Linked DNA regions of Mus musculus: regions 1 and 3 are each linked to region 2. A link is a loop called in an ENCODE intact Hi-C map of the cell type or tissue named here. Cell type or tissue: heart. All regions are shown on one strand.

The links. Hi-C counts contacts between places; a loop is a spot of excess contacts. Peaks named below come from ENCODE experiments on the same cell type or tissue, not always from the same donor. Only the 100,000 strongest peaks of a DNase experiment are listed, where the experiment ranks them.
Region 1: a loop joins it to region 2, with 2.7 times the contacts of the local background. A loop is called at or near these places in 6 of 42 quality-filtered maps.
Region 3: a loop joins it to region 2, with 7 times the contacts of the local background. A loop is called at or near these places in 13 of 42 quality-filtered maps.

The regions. Positions count from the first base shown.
Region 1 is chr8:83,652,800-83,660,799 of GRCm38, forward strand. The region is part of intron 1 of Gipc1 (GIPC PDZ domain containing family, member 1); the gene reads left to right. Among named protein-coding and RNA genes, the nearest start is that of Gipc1, 4.1 kb to the left of the region's middle. In heart, a CTCF peak has its summit at 3,871; DNase peaks (open chromatin) are centred at 712 and 4,282; H3K4me3 peaks cover 1,652 bases; H3K27ac peaks cover 1,589 bases.
Region 2 is chr8:83,950,747-83,958,746 of GRCm38, forward strand. It overlaps Asf1b (anti-silencing function 1B histone chaperone), which reads left to right and starts at 4,948. Exons shown (of 4, transcript NM_024184.2): 1 at 4,948-5,191. The coding sequence starts at 5,083. It overlaps Gm10644 (predicted gene 10644), which reads right to left and starts at 4,587. Exons shown (of 5, transcript NR_169070.1): 1 at 4,357-4,587. In heart, CTCF peaks have their summits at 4,574 and 6,297; a DNase peak (open chromatin) is centred at 4,775; H3K4me3 peaks cover 2,536 bases; H3K27ac peaks cover 1,300 bases.
Region 3 is chr8:83,895,574-83,903,573 of GRCm38, forward strand. It overlaps Adgrl1 (adhesion G protein-coupled receptor L1), which reads left to right and starts at 4,525. Exons shown (of 23, transcript NM_181039.2): 1 at 4,525-5,351. Gm26721 (predicted gene, 26721) reads right to left here and starts at 4,154. Exons shown (of 4, transcript NR_166528.1): 1 at 3,608-4,154. In heart, CTCF peaks have their summits at 510 (motif pointing left), 1,904 and 7,539; DNase peaks (open chromatin) are centred at 578, 3,558, 4,198, 7,421 and 3 weaker places; H3K4me3 peaks cover 5,747 bases; H3K27ac peaks cover 4,262 bases; H3K27me3 peaks cover 1,619 bases.

The sequences.
Region 1 (8,000 bases), 300 kb before region 2:
TGGCCGCGTCGGGACCCCAAACACGGACCCCTCCCCGCTGGCCGGGCCTCCCGTCCGCCTCTGCTCTCTGCTCCCAGGACGCTCCCTGTTGGTGGTGGGTCAGTGTTCCCGACCCTTCCCAGGCCTCTTCCCAAAGCTGGCTGGGGGGAACACCGAGACCCAGGTCGGGATAACAGTAACAACCGCAGCACTAGTTTAATGACTCCCCCTCGCAAGCCCGGATCGGTGTTTCCTCGTCCGGCGCTTATGCTGCACAGCTCAGTTGAATCAAAACACCCTCCTGGGAGGGGTTATTAACTTGTTTTAGAAGTGAGGCACTAGTGCCAGAGAGGTGGAGTAACTTACTCAAGGTCACACAGCTAGTAAATGACCCATGGGGCTTAGGGACCCGTATCCTTTGAGTCCAGAAACTAGTCCCAGAGATCAGCCCCTAGACTCACGCCCACCGCCACCCCCATATTCACTTCGGAGCCGCACCTGCTGGGTTTTGCTTTCCTCTCCTCGCCCACGGGTCACTAGACAGCTTCCAGGTTGCCCTCGTGTCCCTTCTCTGAGCTGGAGAGGCAAGGCCCAAATACCATGGGTCGTTTAACCCCATTTCCTTTCCACCTACCCTGTCCACTCTCCACTGTTAAAGGGATGACTGGAAGTATAGAGACTTGGTGTCTGGGGAGCGCGGGGGCTACAGGCGGCCAAGACCGGTCAAGCTGTGCATTCACGCCCCTCAGCCCCCGCCCCGGAAACACTGGAGAGATGAAACCTTCAGGATCCGGTTTTTCAAGAATGAATCAGAAGCTCCTGCCTTCCTCCCCGAAGCAATGCTGTGCCCGGGGTTAGGAGGGAGGGACGACCGGGGCAGGTGTGGTGTCCCCTAAGCCAGGCGTTATCTGAGCCCCTGGAACAACCCGTTTCCTGCTCCCCCCACTTGGCTTTTCTGTGACTGCGGGGGTTGCAGAGTTTCAGGCCCTTTTTGGGATGAGAGTGCTGGACTCCGGAAATCCATCCAACCCACTTCCCTTCAGCTCCTTGCAGACAGACTGGAGAGACGCACACACTTAGCTCTCTAGCAGTCATGTTGTGGGGGTTTGAACCACAGGCAGTCGGGGATGTAAGACATTCATTCTACAATTCAGCCCTTGTGGAACCCGACCGAGGTTTCACACGCTAGGCAGGTGCCCTACGCCTGAACTACACACCCATCACCTACAGATACTGAGCAGCCACTGTGCCTGACAGCATATTTTGCTTAGAGGACTCCAAACACGGGACAGAATTTCCTGCAGTCTGGTAGGGAACAGACAACCAGGTAACAGGCAGCCATTGTAGATCCTTGTAAGAAGTGCTGCGTGGTCTCAGCATCACTGGGCACCAGGGTCCTGGAAAACACACACACACACACACACACAAAACCTGGGCAGAGCAAAGCGTCCAATAGCGACACAAGTAATAAAGCTAGAGATGTGATTCACGGGAGTTTGCTATGCCTGGTACACAGGACATATCTATCTATCTATCTATCTTCCCTCCCTCCCTCCCTCCCTCCCTCCCTCCCTCCCTCCCTCCCTCCCTCCCTCCCTCCCTCCCTCCCTCCCTCCCTCCTTTCTTTCTTTCTTTCTTTCTTTCTTTCTTTCTTTCTTTCTTTCTTTCTTTCTTTCTTTCTTTCTTGTTTTCCCCTATACTGTGGGATCCCTTTGTCAGGTCAAATACATAATATGAATGTTACCATCTGGTTTACATTCTGAAATAGAGACGCAGGTGCTGGAGAACACATACTGGGAGTTTGATGCCCAGCACCCACGTGGTCCAGGCTCACAAGTGGTTCAGACAGACAGACATGCAGTCTCATTCGCATAAAAAAACAAAAAAACAAACTTAGAAACTAGAGACATAAAGATCAATAACTGCCGAGAGCTTGGAAGATGAGCTATGTTGTCAGGGTAGCATATAAGTTCATAGGCCTAAGTCCTGTAGACCATGGGAAACTCTTCAGTGGGCTGAGGCAAGCCAGCTGCCTGGAGAATTCTGGAAAAGGCCTTGCCAGGCGTAGGAACTGGGGTGCTCTTGGGCCAGGCGTAGGAACTGGGGTGCTCTTGGGCCAGGGAAGGGAGGATGTAAGGTTCTGGAGGCGTGGCTCAGCGGTACAGCCCCTGCCTAAAATCAGTCAGTGAGGCGTGGAGGAGGGGGCATGGCTCATCAGTAGAGTACCCACCCTCCTTGCAGATAAAAGGTACTAGTTTCCCTTGCAAATAATAACATTTCCTGAACTGATGAGCACTTCCACATCCCAGAAGTTACCCCGAGAAATGTGACTTCTGCCAGATTTTCAGATGCGGAAACTGGGGCCTCATGAAGTTAAGCAGCTTGGCTTTGTCTGTGCCACTGTTAAGTGGCAAGGGTGGGGCTTGCATCCAGGCCACCACACCACACCTCAGGGTCTTCAGTTCTAATTCTTGAGCCATTCATTTTCCTCAGAACAAAACCCATACAGAAGCCATGTAGACAGAGGAGGTAGCTCATGTGGTAGAGTGCTTGCTGGGCCAGCAGAATTTGACAGTCAGGACCCACATGGAAGTGCCAGGCATGGTGGCTTGCTGTTGTTACCCCAGCACTGGGGACATAAACAGGAAGATGTGTGGGGCTCATTGGCCAGCTGACCTAAGTGGAGGACTCAGTCCCAGGAGAGACCCTGTCTCAGACAAAGTAGGGCTGGGGATACGGGCTATAACTTAGTGCTAGAGTCTTTGCCTAGCATATGGGAGACTCTGAGTTGACTTCCCAGTGTAAATAGAGTGGGCACACTGGCGAGATGGCTCAGCAAAGTAAAGGCCCCTGCTGCCAAGCTGGGACCTGAGTTTGATCCTTGGGACCCACATGGTAGAGGAAAGCACTGACTCCTACAGTTTCTGCACTCACATTGTGGCAACACACGTGCACACAAGTGTGATTTTTGGTTTTTTGTTCTTGTTTTTTTCGTTTTTGTTTTTGTTTTGAGACAGGGTCTCACTGCGTAGTTCTGGTTGTCCAAGAACTTGCCGTGTTCTTGCTGTGTTAACCAACCTAGCCTCAGAGTGATCATTTTTTATGTGTGTGGATGGGTCACCAGCACTCATGCCTGTGCTCTCAAGAGGGCGTCAGATTCTCCCTGAAGCTGGAGTTAGAGACAGTTATGAGCTGCCATGTAGATGCTGAGATTCGAACCCAGGTCCTTTGGGAGACTAGGCAATGCTCTTGACCGCTGAACCAGCTTCAGTAAAATTTTTAAGCAAAGTAATGACTCTTGGAGAACAGTAGCCAAGGTCGGCCTCTAACCTCCAAATGTGCCTGCACATCCATGAATGAGCACATAGGGCCTGGAGACATGGCTCGGCCATTGAGAGTGCTTGAAGCTCTTCTCGGGAATCGGAATTTGGTTCCCAGCACCCATGGTGGGCAGAAGGTGAGATGGCTCGGTGGGTAAAGGCAGTTGCCGCCAAACTTGGTGACCTGAGTTTGACCTCCAGGACCAACATGGTGGAGGGAAAGAAGTAAGTCAGCTAAGTTGTTCTCTGAGGCGTGCACACATACACATCAGGTAGATAAGTGTAAACAAAATGCTTAAGTTGATGAAAAAGAAAACGGGTGGTGGTGCACGCCCTTAATCCCCGCAGATCTCTGAGTTCGAGGCCAGCCTGGTGTATAAAGCTCGAGTCCCAGAACAGCCTACACAGAGAAACCCTGTCTCGAAACCAAAAACAAAGTAACAGAGAGTTAACAGGCAATTCACAAAAAAGCCAATCAAGAACATTAAAGATGTATAAGAAGGCATCGGGCACTATTGATTATCCCAGAGTACAAAAGCAAATGGACAGAGAGTAGTCGCAGCGCCCCCTGCCAGGCAATGTGCTGCCAGCAAGATAAGGGTCAGGAGCAGGGCGTGTGATCTGGGGAGATGGCCTGTGCTGCTCTGTGCAGCCAGTGTTCCCCATACTGAGGGGCAGACATTAGTGACAGAGCTCTCCCTTAGCAGTGGACAAAGACATAAAATACCCATCCCAGCTGAAGGGTAAGGGAGGGTGCGGGCAGCTAGCTCTGGCCTAACTATCTGAGCAGCAGCATGGAAGAGGCCCCAGCGGCTAAGGAAGAGCAGGCCACGTGGGCATAAATGACAGTGGGTGCCTGGGGGATCAGAGCAGAGAAGGAAGTGACTGTTTATAGGGTCATTCTGGCTGCTGTCTTGACAGGAAACTGGAGGGTAACCGGAAGCCTGAAGACCCAGAGGCCGCTTGTTGTGTGGATGAGTGGGATGGATAGCGTTCCGGAAGTGAGAAGAGAGCATGGCTGAGCAGGGAACCCTCTCAGGAGGATGTGAACCAGCCAGCTGGGTGCCCTTCCTCAGGAGAGGCTCTGCAGAGCACAGGCAGTTCCTAGTCCACAGGAAGTGGAGTTTGGTACGGAAGCTGAGGAGGAGGAGGATCAGGAGTTCAAGGCCAGCCTATGCTACTTAGTGTGACCCTGCCTCAAAATAAGAGAGATGAATTTAGCCAGGTGTGGTAATGTACACCTGTGTCCCTAGCACTCTGGAGGATGAGGCGGGGATCACAAGTTCAAGGTCAACTTTGGCTATAGCAAGTTTGAGGCCAGCCTGAGCTACCTGGTGGGGGAGGGGGAAGACAAGAAGGTGAAATGTCCCTGAGGATCTGTGTCAGGCCAAGGAACTCCCTGGGGTATTGCAAATGAAGCACCCTTGAGGGAGCTTGTGTTGTGGCTTTTTTTTTTTTTGCTTTGGACAACAAGTGACTTGAAAATGAAATCAGGGTCTGGGTGTGGTCCATGATTATTTACCTAGTGTTCAAGAGGCCTAGCCCCATCCCAGCACTACCAGAAGAAAAATGCCACCTTCTCTTGCCCCCCTTTCTCCTCCCTCCCTCCCTCCCTCCTTCCGTCCACTCCAGCCACACCCTTCAGAGATGCGCTGAATGTGAAGTTCTTTACTACAGGGCTCTGTGCCTTCCCAGCTACCTAGAATATTCTTATCCTGGAGGGATGATGTGTGGGAGGGAGGTCCTAGAGATGGGACCAGGGCTTCTCTAACACCAGGCTTTTACTGCTGCTGGTCCACACGAAGTCTATGGTCAGCCCCAGCTGGTTTATTGTAGCTCTCGTAAGTAAATCAGAAAAATAGCTTTCTTCCCAGAGATGGGCCAAAGTAGGGGTATGGCTCAGCAGGCAGCTGTGGGCTGAAGTTCACCCCATTTGCCACCTTAATACCTACTACATCTACTTTGTGGTAAACAGATTGTACATCCAGTATGATGCTGCTAATCAGGGCTGGGCATGGCAGCATGTGCTGAAAGTCAGATACTTGGAGGCTGAGGCAGGAGGATCATTCGCCAGAAACTCAAGACTAATCTAGATACTATAGCAGGACTTTGCCTAAAAAATATATAAAATGAACCTGGGGAGGGGGAAATAAACACCCCTTTAATCCCAGCACTAGGGAGGCAGAGGCAGGAAGATCTCTGAGTGTGAGGCCAGCCTGGTCTACAGAGTGAGTTCCAGGACAGCCAGGAATTATTACTATTATTATTATTATTAAAAATTAATTATAAATAAAATAAGTGCATGAATATAGTAAGTACTGCCCCCTAAAATGTTTGCTTGCTAGATGGAGGGAGAGAGAAAAAAAAGAGGAGCAGCTCAGAGACCAGTGCTGCTGCTCTGGTGAGGACCAGCATTGCCGGGGCTAGCCCAAGGCGGGGGGGGGGGGGCGGCAGGGGGATCATTGAGAGGCCCTGCCTGCCTCAAAGGACTAAGGGGGAGAGCAACTGGGGACACCACTGCTTCCTTTAGCCTCTGTCACAGGAGCACACACGCGCTTTTTTGGTGGGTGCTGGAGGCCGGGGACAGGCTTTCTCTTCGTAGCTCTGGCTGGCTTGGAACCATAAGGGCAGGCAGGCCTGGAAGTGCCAAGCAGGGTGCTGGAGCAGCAGCTGAGAGCTTACATTTTATTCAGAGGCGTCAAGTAGAGACAGACAGACTGACTGACTGACTGACTGGCAGGCCTGGGGTGGGCTTTTGACACCTCAAAACCCACCCTCTAATGACACATTTCTCCAGACAGTCTATTAAGCAGGAACCAGGCATTCACATCTGTGAGTCTATGAGGCATTCTCTTGTAGACCACCACAGCTTCAGTTACTAAGGAGCCCGAGGACATCACCACAGCCAGCCATCGCTGATCCCTCTGTGTAGGGAGGATCTTACCCCAGTAATTAAATGTTTCTATGAGGATGTGTCACATGCCTCTTTCTGCTACAACTCAGGGGCAGAACCAGTCATCTGCCAGCCCTGTCCCAAGGGGCGTGACAGGGACCATGCACTCTGCTTTGAAGGAGAGACTCAGAAGGGTTTTGTTTCTCTCTCTCTCTCTCTCTCTCTCTCTCTCTCTCTCTCTCTTTGTGTGTGTGTGTGACACCTGTGCAGGTGCAAATGTCTATGGAGGCTGGAGGACAACTTCAGGTGTCCCTCCTCAGGAGCTGTCCACTTTGGTTTTATTAGTAGTAGTAGTATTATTGCATGTGTTTGTTTTGTGTGCACATGTCTTTGTGTGTAGGTACACATAGCCCAGTGCACAGGTAAAGGTCAGATGACAACTATAGGCTCTCCCCTTCCACGTGAGCCCAGGTACTCAAACTCAGGCATGCAGGGGTGATAGTAAATTACCTTTACCCACAAGCCATCTTGCTAGCCTCCCTCCTTGTTTTTTGAGACAGGGTTTCTCAATGGCCTGGAACTCACTAAGTAGGCTAGGTTGGCATTGAACCCTAGGGATTCTTTTTCTCTCCAGCTCTGGGATTACAAGCGCATCTTACCACATCTGTTTTCCTTGTTTGTTTGTTTGTTTTTTCGAGACAGGGTTTCTCTGTGTAGCCCTGGCTGTCCTGGAACTCACTCTGTAAACCAGGCTGGCCTCGAACTCAGAAATCCCCCTGCCTCTGCCTTCCGAGTGCTGGGATTAAAGGTGTGCGCCACCACGCCCGGCCACATCTGCTTTCTTACATAAACCAGATCCAAACTCAGGTTTTTTGCACATAGCATTAATGAAGGAAGCCGATAGAAAAAATGAAAAGAAGCTGGGTGTGGTGTTTCCATCTGTCTTCTCAGCATTTGAGAAGCCGAGGCAGGAGTTTGTGAGTTCTGGGCCAGCCTGGACTACAAATTGAGAGCCTTTTTCAGAGACATGGAAAGCAAAGGACAGTGCCAGTGCCTTATCCTCCCTTCAGGGAGTGCGCAGCAGGTGTGGTCAGAGCTGGACGCCTCAGGGACCTCATGGGAATGAGGATTGAATGAGGTCACAGCCAGTAGTGTGGGCTTGTAAATAGGTATCTCTGTGGGGATTATAGCTGTGCAGTGTGATGCTGGGATGAAACCTGGTCGTCATTAGCACGTGCTCCACCCATGAGCTGCGCCCCAGCATCTGGGCTGTCTCTAGAGTCAGCTCTCTAGCTTCACATCAGCTCTGGGTGCCCAGATGGAATCCACTATACACAGAAAATACTTGGGCAAGGCAGATGGGCTGCTCTATTCCTGTAATCGCATCGACTCTGAGGTCTGAGGCAGGAGGACTGCAAGTTCACGGGTAGCCTGAGCAACTAAGAGATAACTACTCAAAATAAAAAAGTAAGAAGCAGTCTAGGTATGTGGGTCCACATGTACAAAGCCAAAACCAAACCCGGGAGGGAGGGAGAAGTGGTTGATTCGGGGAGAGCCCTGTGCCTATGCTGAACATGGACAGAATCTTTTGTTGTTAGTCTTTAAACAACACAGAGGAGCTAGTTTTCATAGCTTTAAGAGTGTAGAGCTTACTCCAGTGTATGGGAGAAGCTGCAGCTCCGTGGACAGTGCCAGCCAATCAGGGGCGGTGCAAGCCTCAGCAGAATGCAAGTTCAGCACAGCTTGATTCAGGCGGCAGTGTTCTGGAGGTATCCTGGCACCCGTGCTCGGGAGCGGGATTCTCAACA
Region 2 (8,000 bases):
TATTTTATGTATATGAGTGCACTATAGCTGTACAGATGGTTATGAGCCTTCATGTGGTTGTTGGGAATTGAATTTAGGACCTCTGCTTGCTCCAGTCAACCCCACTTGCTCCAGTCAGCCCTGCTTGCTCCTGTCAACTCTGCTCACTTAGTCGCTGCTTGCTCTGGCCCAAAGATTTATTTTATTATTTTACATAAGTACACTGTAGCTGTCTTCAGACACACCAGTAGAGGGTGTCAGATTTCATTACAGGTGGTTGTGAGTCACCATGTGGTTGCTGGTATTTGAACTCAGGACCTTCGGAAGAGCAGTCAGTGCTCTTAACCTGCTGAGCCATCTCACCAGCCCAGATTTCTGTTTTCAATCAGAAAATAATAATAATAATAATAAGACAAAGCCCAGTTCAAAACTAACAAAGTTCTGCAGCTGTAGCTCATTGTAGAGTGCTTGCCTAGCAAACCAAAGGACTAGGATTCCATTCCCCATAACTAGGAGATGGTGAGGGTCCTCAGATGTGATAGCCTCTACAAAGTAAAACCTTGTGTCAAAAAAAAAAAAAAAACAGGCTGGCAGGGCTGGAGAGCTGGCTCAGTGGGTACTGGGTGTGAGCACTTGGTGCTCTTGCAGAGATTGTTTTTAGCACTCATATGGTAGCTCACAGCTGTTTTCAGCTCCATTTCCAGAGGATCTAGTGCCCTCATCTGTCCTCTGTAGGCACCAGGCACACAAAGTGATATGTAGGCATATATACAGGTAAAATACTCATAACACACACACACACACAGAATTGTTGCAATGGTTTGGTGAATAATGGCACTTTCCTGATGGCCTGAGTTGGATCCCTGGGAGCCAGTTTCTACAATTTGTCCTCTGACTTCTGCATTCGAGCACACAAATAAAAATAAACAGGGGCTGGAAAGATGGCTTGATGTATAGGACCCTGGCTCAATTCTCAGCGCTCACAATACAGTTCACAGTCATCTGAAACTCCCACTTCCAAGAGATCTGACATGCTCTTCTGGCTTCTTTGTGTACCAAGCCTGCTACAGAGACATACATGTAGAAAAAACACTCATACATATATTTTTAAAAGTATCTAATAAATGCAATATACATGAGAAAACTAAGGCACAAAGAGGATGTGAGTAGCCTATGAGACTAACGAGTAGTAGATCCAGAGTATAAAAATAAGAAGGACCATATGAGATAAGGTGGTCTGAGGAACCTTCTGAGGACATTCCTGATAGTGGAGATGAGACAGCAAGTGATTACCCAGGGAAAACATAATCTACGCAAAGGGAACAGTAAGTGCGAAGCCCCAAAGCAGGACATCAGACTGGTGTTGAAAGAGAAGAAATAAAGCCAGCAAGGTTTTGAGTAGTGACAGGAAACTGGACAATGAGGGTGGTGAGGTTAGCCAGGGCCACCATGAAGGGCCTCTTGAACCATAGTAAAGATCTTAGGTTTCATTCTAAGCAGGATAAGCCTTTGAAGGTTTTAAGCAGAATAATAACATGATCTGGTTTATGGCTGAAGGTCATTCAGCTAGCTGTACCAAGAATGAAATGGACAGGACTTGCTTTATAAGTACCAGAGTATTGTGGCTAATAAGCTTTGCTGGGGTATGAAGAGGATGGGTGGAGGGATAAAGTAGCCCACAATGCAAACAGAGAGGAACAAACTTGGCTTATGTCTAGGAAATATATGGCAACTCCATCATTAATTCATCTTACTTTCTGAGACAATGCATTACTATATAGTTCAGGCTGGCCTCAAAATTGTGTACAATCCTATCTTTATCTTCTCAAGTGCTAAGACCTAACTACTTCATTTCAGTTCTGGGGCTAAATTGCCCCCCTTTTCCAGAGTCAGGATTTCTCTGTGTAGCCCAGGCTGCCCTGGAACTTGCTCTGTAGACCAGGCTGGCTTCAAACTCAGAGATTCACATGCATATGCCTCCTAAGTGCTGGGAATAAAGGTGTGCACCATCAACGGACAGACCAACTGACTGGCAGGCGAGCTTTTAAAGATGTAGTTGTTTTAGTTAACTTTTCTGTTGCTGAGAAACACAACAAAGGCAATTTATAAACAAAAATTTAATTTGGCTTAGAGTCCATGATGGTGGGAGTAGAAGCATGGTGGTAGGAAGAGCTGGGAGCTCACATCCTGAGTCACAAGCAGGAGGCAGAGAACATACAGAGAGAAAACCTGTTCCTAGTGATACACCACCTCCAAAAAGACCACACATCCTGAGCCTTCTTAAACAGTTCCACCATCTAGGAGCCAGGCACTCAAATATACAAGCATATGGGAGCCATTCTCATTTGAACCACCATACTTGGGAACAGTTGGGATTGAAGTACATGAACCCATAGTTTCTTTTTCCTTTTTTGTTCTTTTGGGGTGGGGGCACTGTGTATAGCTGGTTGTCCTGGAATGTCAGGAGTTCTCAAACTCACAGAGATCTTTCTGCTTCTGCCTCTTGAATGCTGAGATTAAAGGAGTGTGCCACTACACCCAGCTGTTTTTCTAAAGATTCATTTATTTTTATGTACTATTGTTTTGCTTGGCTATATGTATGCACAGCACATGACTGCCTAGTGTAATCAATGGTAAGAAGAGAGTTTTGGATCCCCTGGAGCTGAAGCTATCTATAGACGATTGTGAGTTGCCATGCCACCTGTAGGCTGGAAACCAAACTTGGGTCCTCTGGGGTTTCTTGTTTGGGTTTTGTTTTATTGTTTTTGTTGTTGTTGTTGTTTCAAGACAGTGTCTCTCTATGTTGTCTGGCTGTCCTGGAACTCAATCTGTAGACAAGGCTGGTCTCAAACTCACAGAGATCTGCCTGCCTCTTAATTGCTGAATAATTGTTCCAGCATTAAAATAAAAATCCTTAAATAATAAGGATATATATTCTTTTTTTTTTTTTTTTTTTTTTGGTTTTTCGAGACAGGGTTTCTCTGTATAGCCTTGGCTGTCCTGGAACTCACTTTGTAGACCAGGCTGGCCTCGAACTCAGAAATCTGCCTGCCTCTGCCTCCCGAGTGCTGGGATTAAAGGCGTGCACCACCACGCCCAGCTAAGAATATATATTCTTAAATATTATATACTTAAACAATATGAGTGCAGATGCTTACAGAGACCAGAGGACGGTATCAGATCCTTTGAAGCTAGAGCGGGTTGGAAGTCAGGTCCTCTGCAAGAGCAGTATACTCTTAAAGCACTGAACCACTTCTCTAGCCCTCAAATTCCTCATCTCACAAGAATGGCCTTGAACTCCTAACCTGCCTCCTAAGTGCTGAAATTACTGGCTTACATTTTCTTTTTTTTTTTAATATTTATTTATTTATTATATGTAAGTACACTGTAGCTGTCTTCAGACACACCAGAAGAGGGAGTCAGATCTTGTTACAGATGGTTGTAAGCCACCATGTGGTTGCTGGGATTTGAACTCAGGACCTTCAGAAGAGCAGTCGGGTGCTCTTACCTGCTGAGCCATCTCACCAGCCCCTTACATTTTCAACTATAAATTTTGTGAAATATAAAAGGTCAGATACCTCTTTCAAATAAAAGTGGACAGTCCCATGCTAGGTTACAGACCTGTTTGAAATGTGAAACACATACAGGATCCCAAAGACTTCTCAATGAGTAAAAAGGTGCAGGATAGCTCATTGGTGTTTTTAGAATGGTCATATTTGAAATGATTATTTTTGTCCTATTTAGTTAAGTGTCTATTAAAAATCATATTCATTGCTTCTTGGCCTTTTTGCATTGGCCAAGTATGAAAACTAATTTACTTACTTCCCCAAACTCACTGTGTAGATCAGGCTGGCCCACAGAAGTCTGCCTACCTCTGAGTCCTGAGATTAATGGCACGCATCTACCTTTCCATTTTGTTTTAACCTTTAAAAGATGTGATTGGTAAAGGTTGTGTAAGAAGCTATGACAGGGTATAAAGAACCAGAAAGTAAGGAGAAAAGGTAAGTTTCACAGACAGCGGCAGTTAACTGGTTTGGTTTTGGATCAGGGTTTCTCTGTGTAGCCCTGGCTGTCCTAGAACTTGCTCTGCAGACCAGGCTGGCCTCGAACTCACAGGTCCACCTGCCTCTGCCTCCCGTGTGCTGGGATAAAAAGCGTGCGTCACCGAGCCCGGGCTGAAAGACAGAGTGCAGAGGCAGGATTCAAACCCTGGTCTGTCCACGAACCAGAACTCCCTTCGGACTGAGACTCGATCCTGTATCCCCTCTCATCGCTACGCCATCTTGTCTCAGGGGTGATCTAAACCTTCTCGACAGTCTCCTCGACCATGATTTTCAAAGGTAGGAACCCCTCAGGGTAGTCCCCAGAAACGCTCACCTGCTGACAGCCGCCTAAACCGCCCAGGCCACTCTCTCCTCCTTAAAGCTTTTCACTGTGAGGGTGTGCGATTTCCACAGCTCTCCAGCCCGGCGTTCCTCACGCCCACCATAATAGCCAATCACGTCTCAGAAACCCGCTTACGGCCACGCCCACGATCGATACTCAATCACTGCGAGTGCGAGTGCCGTCTTCTCAGCGCGTTTTAGTGAGAGTCGCGCGCCACCGTTCGGCCGTTGGTGGCGCTGCTCTCTGTGAGGTGCGTCTACCGGAAAAGCGGAACGAGGGGCGGGGGATGCCGGTGCGGTAACCCTTGGGATTGGACAAGAGAAGTTCCGCGCTCTAACTCCGCCCACCCCGGAGCGAGCTATTCCAGTCGGAGACTCCAGGGATTGGTTCCCGATAGACCTTTACGAAGCTAAGAGATTAACGTTCCGCCTCCTGGGGCCCGTGAAGAGGGAGCTTCTCTGATTGGTCTGAGGGTCCAGGCGCGCGCCTGAAGACGCCTCGAGATTGGCTGATGGCTCGCGCCGTCATCGGTCCTTAGCGGCGATTGGCTGGAAGGCGGAGCCGGCTATTTGAAGGGAGCGCGCTGAGCGGAGGAGCGCTTCAGAGGGAAGAGTTGGGAGACGCAGGGAGGTTTCCGTCCTGTCGTCCCCCCCTTCTTCTCTGTCGCAAGTCACTGTGAAGAAGTCTCCACAGCAGCTGCGGCTCCCGGGCGCGGTGATGGCCAAGGTGTCGGTGCTGAATGTGGCTGTGCTGGAGAACCCGAGCCCTTTCCACAGCCCCTTCCGGTTCGAGATCAGCTTCGAATGCAGTGAGGCCCTGTCTGACGGTGAGGCCGGGCCTGAGCCGGGGACCCCAGACCCTCCTGCCCTCGGGGTTTCGCCACCCCCAATCTCCCGGGGCCAACTAGATCTCCCATTAGATACGCCTCCATGGCCCAGCTCCGGTCTCTCGGTGGAGCCGGCTCTGTCCAGTGTACATTGTCTGGTGGAGGCCTCGTCACCCTTCGTCTTGCACCGCTTGTCCTTGTACGCTTTCCCTGGAGACCCGCAGCCACGCCTTTTCCCTATGGCTAGACCCCGCGTTGATGCCCTTCCTCCTAAGAAACCATCCACGTGTCCTATGGAATCCCAACCTCCAGTCCCGTCCCCCCCCCTTTTCCTTGTGGGTATCTTTTCCTACAAAGCAGCCAGACTCTTCTGTTGCCCTGTCCGCCCATGTCAAGACCTTCTTCACCCCATGGCTCCCAAAAACCCCCTCCCCAGACAACTCCAGATTTGTCCCCCACAACTCCTGCTTGCCAACCGTAACAACATGGTGTTGCCTATAAGCCTTCTTCCTTTAGGTTAGTCCCAGATCCTATGTCTGAGCTCCCTCTGAGGAGAGATGGGGGCTTCTGACTCCAGGCTTTGTAGGTAACTTGGTCTCCCCAGCTCCTGGTCTGGGTGAATGTCCTGAGGTGAGGGGTGCCACAGCCAGGCAGGCCTCTTCCAGTTTCTGAGATTTCTACTAGCTGCCAGCTAACTCAGTGCAAGGAACCCCTCATCCCTTTTGATGGGCTGACCTTGTCTGGGGAGTGGGTGGACTGACCAAACAGGGATGGGATCCAACTTCCATCAACTGGGAGGCCACGGGCTTTTGTGGATCTTTCACAGAATGACTTAATTCATCTGTGGGACATAAAGGTGGACATGGCTCTCATCACACAGATGAGAGAACAAGAGCCATAAAGAGCAAAAGACTTTCAAATAAATCCATGAACATGTAAACTGTGAAGTCACTTTGGATTCTCAGCTCCCCAGCAAAAGGCAAGTCCTGTTTTCAGAGGACCTGCTTTCAACACTCCACGAGACCATTTCTCTACTGAGTGTTGAAAGGATGTAGCAGCTGAGGAGGTGGAGCTCTGAGAGCCTAGGCTGTGGCAACTAGTGCCTCTTGGTGGCTGTTGGTGGTATTCAGTTAAGGCCAGCCACTCCTGTTCACTTGGAGCTGCTATGTGTGTGCTTGGGGTGGGTCAGTGGCTCAGCCTCTCCCTAGTTTCTTACCCCTTAAGTTTAAATGAATCTACTTATGACTAACTATAGAATAAGCTGGGTTAAATCCTTACTGGAACAAGGCAGGGTGTAAATAAATAAATAAAAGGTAGAGTAACAGTGTGGAATACGATTTATTTGGAAGCCAAGAGGAGATATAAGGAGCTGATAGATTAAGGGATTCACAGTTCCCAGATGCTGAGAGATCAGGTTTCAATCAGTCTGTTTGTGCTCCTTGCATTTAAAAATGGTTGCATGGTCATTGCCTAGTATTACTTTTATTCCTTATTTATAGAACCAGAACAGCGAGGCTAGAGTCAGCCTGTTGGTCATGTTTTAATAGGAGCAGGGTGATTTTTCCAAGTCAGCCAGATAGTAGTAGAAGCATTATCATTGAAGTTTGTCTCTGAGTTCTGAGTCCAGATTGTTTTTATTTATTTATTTTTTTTTTTAGTTTAATTTGTGGGTGTGGGCCAGAGAAACTGCAAGTGGTCTTTCTCAATTGCTGTCCACCTTTTTTTGTTTTGTTTTGTTTTGTTTTTTGTTTTTTGTTTTTTCCAGACAGGGTTTCTCTGTATAGTCTTGGCTGTCCTGGGACTCACTTTGTAGACCAGGCTGGCCTCGAACTCAGAAATCCGCCTGTCTCTGCCTCCCAAGTGCTGGGATTAAAGGTGTGCGCCACCACTGCCTGGCCACCTTTTTATTTTTATTTTATTTTATTTTTTGTGTGTATGTTTTGTCTACATGTATTTATGCCACCACTTGAGTGCCTGATAGCCACATAGTTCAGAAGGAGTTGGGTATTCTAGAACTTGAGTTACAGGCTTGTGAGTCTCCATGGAGGTGTTAGGAATCTTACCTGGCCTCTAGAAGAGCAGCCAATGCTCTTAACCATGGGCTGTCTCTCTAGCCTTGTCCTACTTAAAAGACAGTGTCTCTGTAAAGCCTGGAGCTACAATACTGGTAGTCTGGCTGTCTAGTAAGCCAGGGATCCACCATCTTATTCTCTTCAGTAATGGGGTTTTCTTTCCTTTTCTTTTTGTTCTTTGAAACAGGGTCTCACTATATAGTTCTGGCTGATCTAGAACTTACTCTGTAGACTAGGAGGGCCTTGAAGTCAAAGATCTGCTTGTCTCTGCCTCCCCAGTGCTGGGATTCAAAGTGTACACCTCCACATGTGACCTCATTCCTTTCTTTTTTATTTTTGTGTCTATGTTGGCGGTGGCATATGCATGGGAGCCCCTGGAAGGCAGAGACAACTGATCCTCTATAGCTGATTTGAGATTCCCGACATGGGTGTTGGGAGTCAAACCTGGATCTTAAAGGTCAATACTGGATTCTAGCCTTGAACTATCTCTCCAGTACCCTGAATTCAGGTTCTTTTTTTTTTTTTTTTTTTTTTTTTTTTTTTAAAGGTTTATTTATTTATTATATGTAAGTACATTGTAGCTGTCTTCAGACACTCCAGAAGAGGGTGTCAGATCTTGTTACAGGTGGTTGTGAGCCACCATGTGGTTGCTGGGATTTGAACTCCGGACCTTCGGAAGAGCAGTCGGGTGCTCTTACCCACTGACCCATCTCACCAGCCCCTGAATTCAGGTTCTT
Region 3 (8,000 bases), 55 kb before region 2:
TGCCTCCTTGTCCAGTTTTGACTCCAGTTCTGTAATTGCTCTGTGAGATCTGGAACCTCGACTGTCCTTCTGTGAGATGGAGAAGGGGGTCTTCTCACACCTGGGCCATGCCCCCAGGGCTGACTTGCTTTAGTGCTTGCTAGTTGGTGGGTCAAATGTAAATATTACAGCTAACCTCCAAATATCCCCACTCCTTCTGATGCTCAGCTACCCTGCATCTGTCCTCACTCCACTTCCTTGCTGTGCTGGGGATTGGAACATGGCCTTCGATAGACCCTGGCAAGAGCCCTACCAGCTCCTCCCAAGAGCAGATTCTGAGCCAGCGCTCTAAGATTGACTGACATTCCTCAATCCTCACGGAGGGATCTTAGGCAGGTGCCCTACTGCAGAAGCACATCTTAGCCCCTCACATCTTCCTCCCCATCTCCATTGCTATCCTCCACCAGCACACTATCCGTTATCAGCAGTCTCTGGCATTTGCTCTCTACCCCACACTCTCCCCCTAGTGGCCATTAGGACCTGTGCACACTTGAGTTCCTTCTCGCCCTTCCTTCCCATAGTTTCTGTCTCATGGCCCACTAAGCCAACGTACTCAGTACCTCCTCCCTCTCATCTGAAGGGGCCTTCACTGATCTGCTCAATGCTCCTGCCTCTGGACCCTGGAAAAGGCTGTTCAATCTGCCTGGCAGGACCTTCCTCATATTCCCTCCCCAACCCTGAGGCTCCTCCCTTTTCTCAGCTCTTTATTCAAACCCCATCTTCCTGGAGAGACCTCCAGGGACCTCCCCCAACTAAAGAGCGTAGCGCTGAAGCTATGAGAGTCTACCGTGAATGCAGTCTTCTGTCCCACTCCTACATTGCAAAGCCTGCCACCATTTCTGGGTTCATTTTATTTCCTTTCCTTGGTGACACTTGTGTCTTGGTGGCATCGTTTATGCATTTGCAGGACCTTGTAGTATTTGTTTGTTTCACCAATTAGAATGTCAGTCCCAGAGGAGATAATTTGTTCACTGCCATCGAACTGAGTTTTGGAGTTAAAGGTATGCTCACGATGTCCAGCGCTCAGTGAGGCCTTTATCTCACTGTTCACTTGAGTGGGTTCTGAGTGTGGTACTGGAAGGAGCTCAGAAATTGCTCAAGGGATCCAGTACAGGAAGCCCCCAGGGACCGCAAGAGTGCACAAACCCCAATCATCCAGCTCCCTCGACAGGTCACATCGATCTTGCAGGTGCAGCAGGCATCTCCTGGAAGGAGTTGGGCTGAGACAAATTTGGAACCCTAGAAACAAGGGTTTACTGAGCCAGAGACCGTAGGCCCCACACACTGAGAGCCCAGAAGGGTACCATTATGTCTTGGAATGAGGTGTCCAACATGCTAGATGCTCAGGCTATGGGATCACAATGATGCAGAACATTGGGTATCTTCATGCCCAGACACTCTGCACATCGGTGTCCTCAAGTACACGGTGCTCAAAAGATGGGGTGTCGTGCCTATAGACTTAGGGTAACCCAAGACGCAGGACAGCCTGTGCATAAGGATCTAATGGGACCAGGTGTACAGAATGTAATGCCAAGGAACGACGTGGTCACTCTGCATAAGGTCCCAACGTGAAAGGCAGGATGCTAGAGTGAACTGCACCCTATCCAGGCCTCGGGTACCTCTAAGGAGTAGAGGGTTAGAGGTACCCGCAGCGGGCGAGTCTGCGCGCGCGCGTGCACGCTTTGGTTCCCGGAGCCCGGCTGCCGGCGCAGCCTCCACTGCGACTGCGCAGGCAGAGTCCGGGGTGTGCGGGTGACTCTTCGTGTTCACAACCTCCCTGCATCCTTTGCCTTCTGAGCCCTCTGCCCAAGAACCCAAGAGCCACGGTTAGGATGGAGGCTGGCAAGCCAATTCGGCCGCCACCAGGGGCGCACCACCGGCCACCAGAATTGGGGGAGAGAAGGGTTTTGGAAAGCGGGAGGGGGAGGGGACATCCTGCTAGGATTTTTCCAAACTGAGCCTTGGTCCTTAAAAAATATATATATCACGACTTTTCTTCATAATGGAGCGTGCTAGTTCAAACTATCTCCTGGATTGCTTTTGCAGAAGAGATGGGTGGGCTGCTGGAGAAAGGAAGCTAGTAGCTAAAGGACTCCTCCCTCTCCATTTGGGCTGGAGATAGAATCCAGGCCCTTACACATGCTGGGCAACCACAGCTAGGCCACTGAACACCTCAGCCTCAGTAAAACACACACACACACACACACACACACACACACACACACACACACACCACTTGCTAGGGGAGTAGAGCTTTCTAGAGATCCGTTGATATGTCAAAGTAGGAAACGCACAGAGAGACGGGACCCTCCTCTCTATCAGTCAGTCACAAAAAGGATAGGATCTTTCCTGCACTCGAGGTGTAGTGTATCTTTGGTTCCCTGGATTCAGTCCCCTGGTCACTTAGGTTCATAGCTGACACTCTTCAAACATGGAGTCTTCCCTGGGTGGGGGTAGCACCTCACATAAGTACTCCTCCCTGAAGTTTGGTTTTGAAGAACCAAGGACCCTTAATCCTGGAAGAGAAGTGTGTCTTTTAAAGAAGTAGGAATGAAATTTTTGGTAGTGGCCCCTTTTCCCTGTCCACGCAACGGTGCCTCCCCGCCCAATCTCCCACCAGGAGGAGCTACATAGAAGGGTTTTTTGGGAACAGGTTAATGGCCTATACATTAAGGCTTTTGTGGATAATCTTTGTTCCTATTCAAGACCCACCCAAGTTCTTCCACTCTCAAACCTTTTCCTGACTTTAACCCACTCAGCAGGCAGAACAGCACCTTCCATGCACACTGAGATGGACTTTTAACCCACCCCATCCCCCACCCCACCCCACACCTCCTGCTCTAACCTCAGCACATCACATTCTCTGAAAAATCCACATCAGGGTTTATCTGCACTCCTAAGGCAGTGCTAACATTCAGCTGGACGTTGAACTTGAATAAGCTGCCGGATTCGGTATTTAGGCTGCTTTTGGGTGGATTCCCTTCCCCAAGGATCCAAGCCCAGTTTTTGCTTCTCCTCAGCCATCAATCTTAAGAGTTGCACCCATCCTTCGTAAAACGGATTCTCAGCGCGGCAGCTTCCAAGCTCTGTTCTTACCTCTCTGGATTCCGCTCCCCTGAACCCACACCCCAACCCCCGCACTGAGTTGTCTATATTGCTTAAGTGCCTGGTTTTGGCCCCGGGTTCAGCTTTATAGCCTCCCCCCACCAAAAAAAAAAAAAAAAACCAAAAAAACAAATAAACTATAAGTCTAGGCAGTGGTAGCTTTGGCTCCAGATATTTGGGCCAGGTCGACCCCCTTTCCCATCTAGAGAAGCAATCCTAGGCTTCATCTGTAGCTGGGGGGCTGAACCCAGCCTCTGGCTTCACTCACTAAGTCCAAAGCCTAGGAATCTAAGTCCGATCCGCTGCCCTACTTCTCCGAGTCCATCACCTGCAGTGTAGTTCTTACGTTGTGGAAATCTGCACCGGGCTTTTGCTCTCGCCATCAACCTAAAATTCAATTTTTTTTTTCTTCCCTACCCACCCCCTCCAAAACCAGACGCTTGAGGCGTTTATAGATACTAACCTCTCCTCCGCTCCTGCAGCCTGGTCAGCTCCAGGACCCTGTCCGGTTGCCAAGGCTCTCTCTTCTGTTTGGGGGAGGGGGGCTGTTCTCATCCCATCCTACCTACGCTCCAGTCCTGGCTTTGCGTCCCTCCCTCGTTTTTTTTTTTAATTAATTTATTTATTTATTTTTTTATTGTAGGTCTGGTCTCCCAGGGTAGCGGGATCCACACCACATCCCCTTCCTGTCGCATCACCCAGGATCCAGATACTGCTTTTACCTGCCGGCTCTGTTGCAGCCAGCGCGCGGGATCCTTCCATACCTCAGTCCAGCCCTCATTTTGTCCCTCCCCACCCCACGTCGCTGTTAGGAAGATGGGGGACAGCCTACGCTCTTGTCAGTCACTAAGCAGCACTCCCTCCGGCCCTCCTGCAATCCCGGGTGGGAGACGCTCTGGTCCAGGTCTTTTTTGTTGCCACCGCACAGGCCTGACGCATTACTCCATCTCCCTTGGAAGAATCCGGACCGAAATTTGCGTGCCTCGAGTGCATCTGGCCCTGTCGCAGCTACCTCCCCTCCCACTCCTACCCCCCCACACCGCGCCCCTCCCGTCCCTACCCTCTCTGCCAAATCCGGACCAGGTTTTGCGCAGTCCTTGCACAGCTCTCCATTTACCCCTCACCGGCTAGGCGCCTTTCTGCACAGCACGGCTGCAGAGTCCGTTCCGTTTTTTCTTGCCGCCCGTCGCACCCCACCCCCCCCCAGCCCAACTAGGGGGATCTAGCGCGTCGCCTCCCTCTGCCCACTTTTCCTTGGGGGAGGCGAGTGGAACTCCAGGCCAGGTTTCCGGGCCCTTCCTCGGGGCGCACGGGAGGGCTGCGGAGACTAGTCCCCGGCGGGTAGTCCAGGCCAGGTTTTGCGCTTGTCCGCCGCCCCCCTCCCGGAGCCGGCGGGCCCGGCAGCGCCGAGAGCAGGCGGCTTGTCATTGCTGGTGCCCCGCGCCCGCTCGCTCCGCGAGTCCTGCGGTGCCCACGGGCCCAGCCCCGCGCCCCCTGCTCCGGCCACCCCGGGGGCGCAACGCCGCCGCGCCTGCTTCCAGCTGTGTAGCTCCGGCCCCCTGCGGGCAGCGCGAGCGGTCGGCGCGGGAGCAGTCGGCGCTGCGACGCCCCCGCCCCGCCGTCTGCCGGAGACGCCCCGGCGGATGGGGCCGCGCGGGCCCAGGAGCGGCGCCGCCGGGCGGCGGGGGCCTGCGCGGCCGCCCGGGCAGCCGCGTTAACCCTTCGCCCGCTGCCGTCCGGGGGCGCTGGGAAGTCGCCTGGGCACACACGTGCCGCCTCCGTCGGGGCCGCGGAGCTGCGGGGGAGATGCGGGCAGCCGGCGCCGCCTCGGGGGGCTCCGCCTCGCCCCAGCCCCCCGAGCTCTGACGCCGCCCCCGCCCCTCCGCCTCCACGCCTCGCTCCCCGGGAGGGGCGCAGACCCGCGCGCCCGGGGCCGGGGCCGCCTCCGGAGCGCCGCGATCCGCCTTTTCTTTCCTTTTTTTTTTTTTTTTTATACTCCCCCCCCCCACCCCTTCCCTTTTAAATTTTGGTCGGTGGCGGCGGTGCTGGGCCGGAGGAAAGAAGGGACACGGAGTCCTCCCTCGCTCAGCCACCCCCTCCCCGCTTCCCCCTGGGCCGGGCTCCGGGAGATGTGCCGGGCGGGGGGCCCGGCTTCGCGGAGCCGCCGGAGGAGCGCGCACGGCCGACCCCGAAGCGCCGCTGGACAGGTGAGTGTGCGGGAGCCTCAGGCCACGCCGCACCTGGGCCAGGTGTGCGCGGCGGGAGGGGCGGGGAGCACCCTACCCCCGCCCGCCGGGGGCTTGGTGAGGGTGCGGATGGGCGGCCGCAGGGTGCCCTGCAGGGGGAGGGGACCGCTAGTGTGCCCGCGCGTGGCTGCGTGTGCCCGCGCGCGCGCCGGCCTTTGTGGGGAAGCGGCGCGGCGGTGCCTGCGTGTCCCCGGTGCGTGTGCGCGCGGGTGCTTGGCGCCCTGTTTGTGTAGGTGTCTGGGTGTGAGTGGAGAGGGTGCGTGTGCGCGCAGCGCGCGGGCCCGGGCTCCCCAGAGAAGCCATGTCGGGGGGCTGGCACCGCAGGATGCTGGGCCAGCCCCCCCCCCCCCCCGACATGGCTTGTTTTTCTCTGGGAGGCAGTGGCGCTAATGGTGGTTGGGGGTGGTATGGGGAGAGGTATGTCTGGGTGTCGAGTGAGTTTCAGCCCGGAGGGGTGCTTTGGGCAACCCTGGTGCAGTTGTGAGACATCTTCTGTTAGTGGTACCCTGTTAAGCACGGATGGAGGCTGTCAGGTTGGATCTACCGGAACGAGCTTTCTCTCCTCTTCCAGGTGTTCCTGAAATAGAGCTGTGTGGCTCAGTTGTCATCGTCCCGTTTGAGGGTCCTGGGATGAAAGTCCAGTTCGTGTGTGTGTGTGTGTGTGTGTGTGTGTGTGTGTGTGTGTGTGTGTGTGTGTGTGTGGTGGGAGGGTAGTGTGTACTTATGCAGTGGCCAGAAAATGTCCTCAAATGGCATCACTTCAGTGCACCCCAGGCACCTATGTGAAGATGGCACCCCGCCGGCAAACAGCCCCTAAGCTCACCCATCCCAATCTGTACACTTCTCGGCTAGGTTAGCTTCCAGCCCTATCCTCGCCCAGCATCTTATTACTGTACCTTCCTCATCTCCCCACCCCGCCTTCTCCTCAGCTTTGGCATCTTTGTGGATGTCCCTCCTGTCCCAATGTGAACCAGAGAGCCCCCTTCTTTCCCAGCCTCTCTGGGACCCAGAGCCGGATCTGTCTTCCCATATCCAAACATGTGGTGCGTTTGGGGGAGTTGGGGGAGGGGTTCAAGATGGCCGCCAAGATGGCTGGCAGCCTCTTTATCTCTGTCTGTCTCCCCCTCTCTCTGCTTACCCTCATGCCTCCAGTGGAGTAGGGAGGGTCAACGTGGGGAGAGAGTTGGACAGTGTAGGGACAGGTGTGGAGGACACCTGAGGGTGGATGTCTGTTCTGGGCCTGTTGACCTCCAGTGCTGCTGAGAGAGAGGCCATTGGTACCTGCTTCTCTTTCCTGCACCCCAAGGGCAGGCGTGAGTCTTTAATCCGACCCCAGACCCAACTCTATCTGGCCCACAGCCTGATGGCTACCCCTGCTCTCCCCCCTCCCTAGACCCTGGCAATACCCCATCAATCATGGAATGTCAGAGTGTTCCTTTGAGGGTCCCCACAAGCATCTCTGGCATCCTCTTCTTCATCTGCCCAGTTAGGAACTGGGGACCTTGGTGTGTGTGTTGGGGGACGCCTGCTAAGACAGGTCCTAGCTTTGGGGACAGGTGACTTCCTTCCTCCCCACACCCTGCCCACTAATGCCAAATTTATTACTTAAAAGTAGGATGAAAACAGGGAGAATAAGAGACGGAATACAACCTTCATTATCATATCGAGAAAATTATCTGTGATTTTCCTAACTAGCAATTTGCCTGCCATGCCGTTCAGATATGACTTGCCCATTAATTACAGAGATGAAAAATCATCTGGAAGGCGGAAAAGAACTAATTCCGTGGCTGGCGGCATGGCACCTTTGCACTGAGCCACAGCCGTGCATGTGGATATGTGGGTACCAGCCCTCCCGCTGGCTTCCCAGCATCTCCCCCCCCCCCCCCCCCGCTGGCTTGGGCCGCCCTGTTGCTTTTTTCCGTCTGATGTGCTTGCTTACTCCCAGTCATGGGGACGGGTGTACCCCACTATCTCCTGTGCTGTTGGACATCCTTGGACGTGGAGACAGTCCCCGGAGTTGTGGGAGTGTAAGGAGCTGGGGACTAGTGCACCTGGGCCACCGAGCCAGGGGGGAGGAGGTGGAAGGCCAGAGATGCGGAGCCAGGCTTCTATTCCCAGCCTGCCCTGGGGAACCCCCTTCTCCTAGGGGGCGCTCTGGAAGCCCCACGAGGGGGGAGGAGCCTGTGAGCGCCTGGCCCTGCTAGAGGAGTCTGTTTGCATCAAGCCCTCTCTGATCTCCATCTGCACATGGGACTCTGCTGCCTGCTGTCTTTCTTGTCTGTGTTGACTATTCCACCAGGCTGACAAGAGACCCTCTGGTGCTTCGGCCTCAACATGGGCATCTAGCAGAGGGGAAGGAAGAGGGTCAGGTGGGCCCCAAAACCTCTAAAGCATACACCCCTGAAAGAAGAGTAGTGGGAACGGGAGCCACCTCCCACTCCCACCACAGACAGGAGCTTCTGGTCTGTGTCCCCGCCCTCTGCTGGTTCCTCAGCCAGACCTGGCCAAGGACACTGAAAGCTCTAGTTTCTGTGTGGGCTTCTCCCAGGGATCAGATTTCTAGTCGCCAGACACTTCCCCTCCTCCAGCCCCTCTGTGAGGACACTGGAG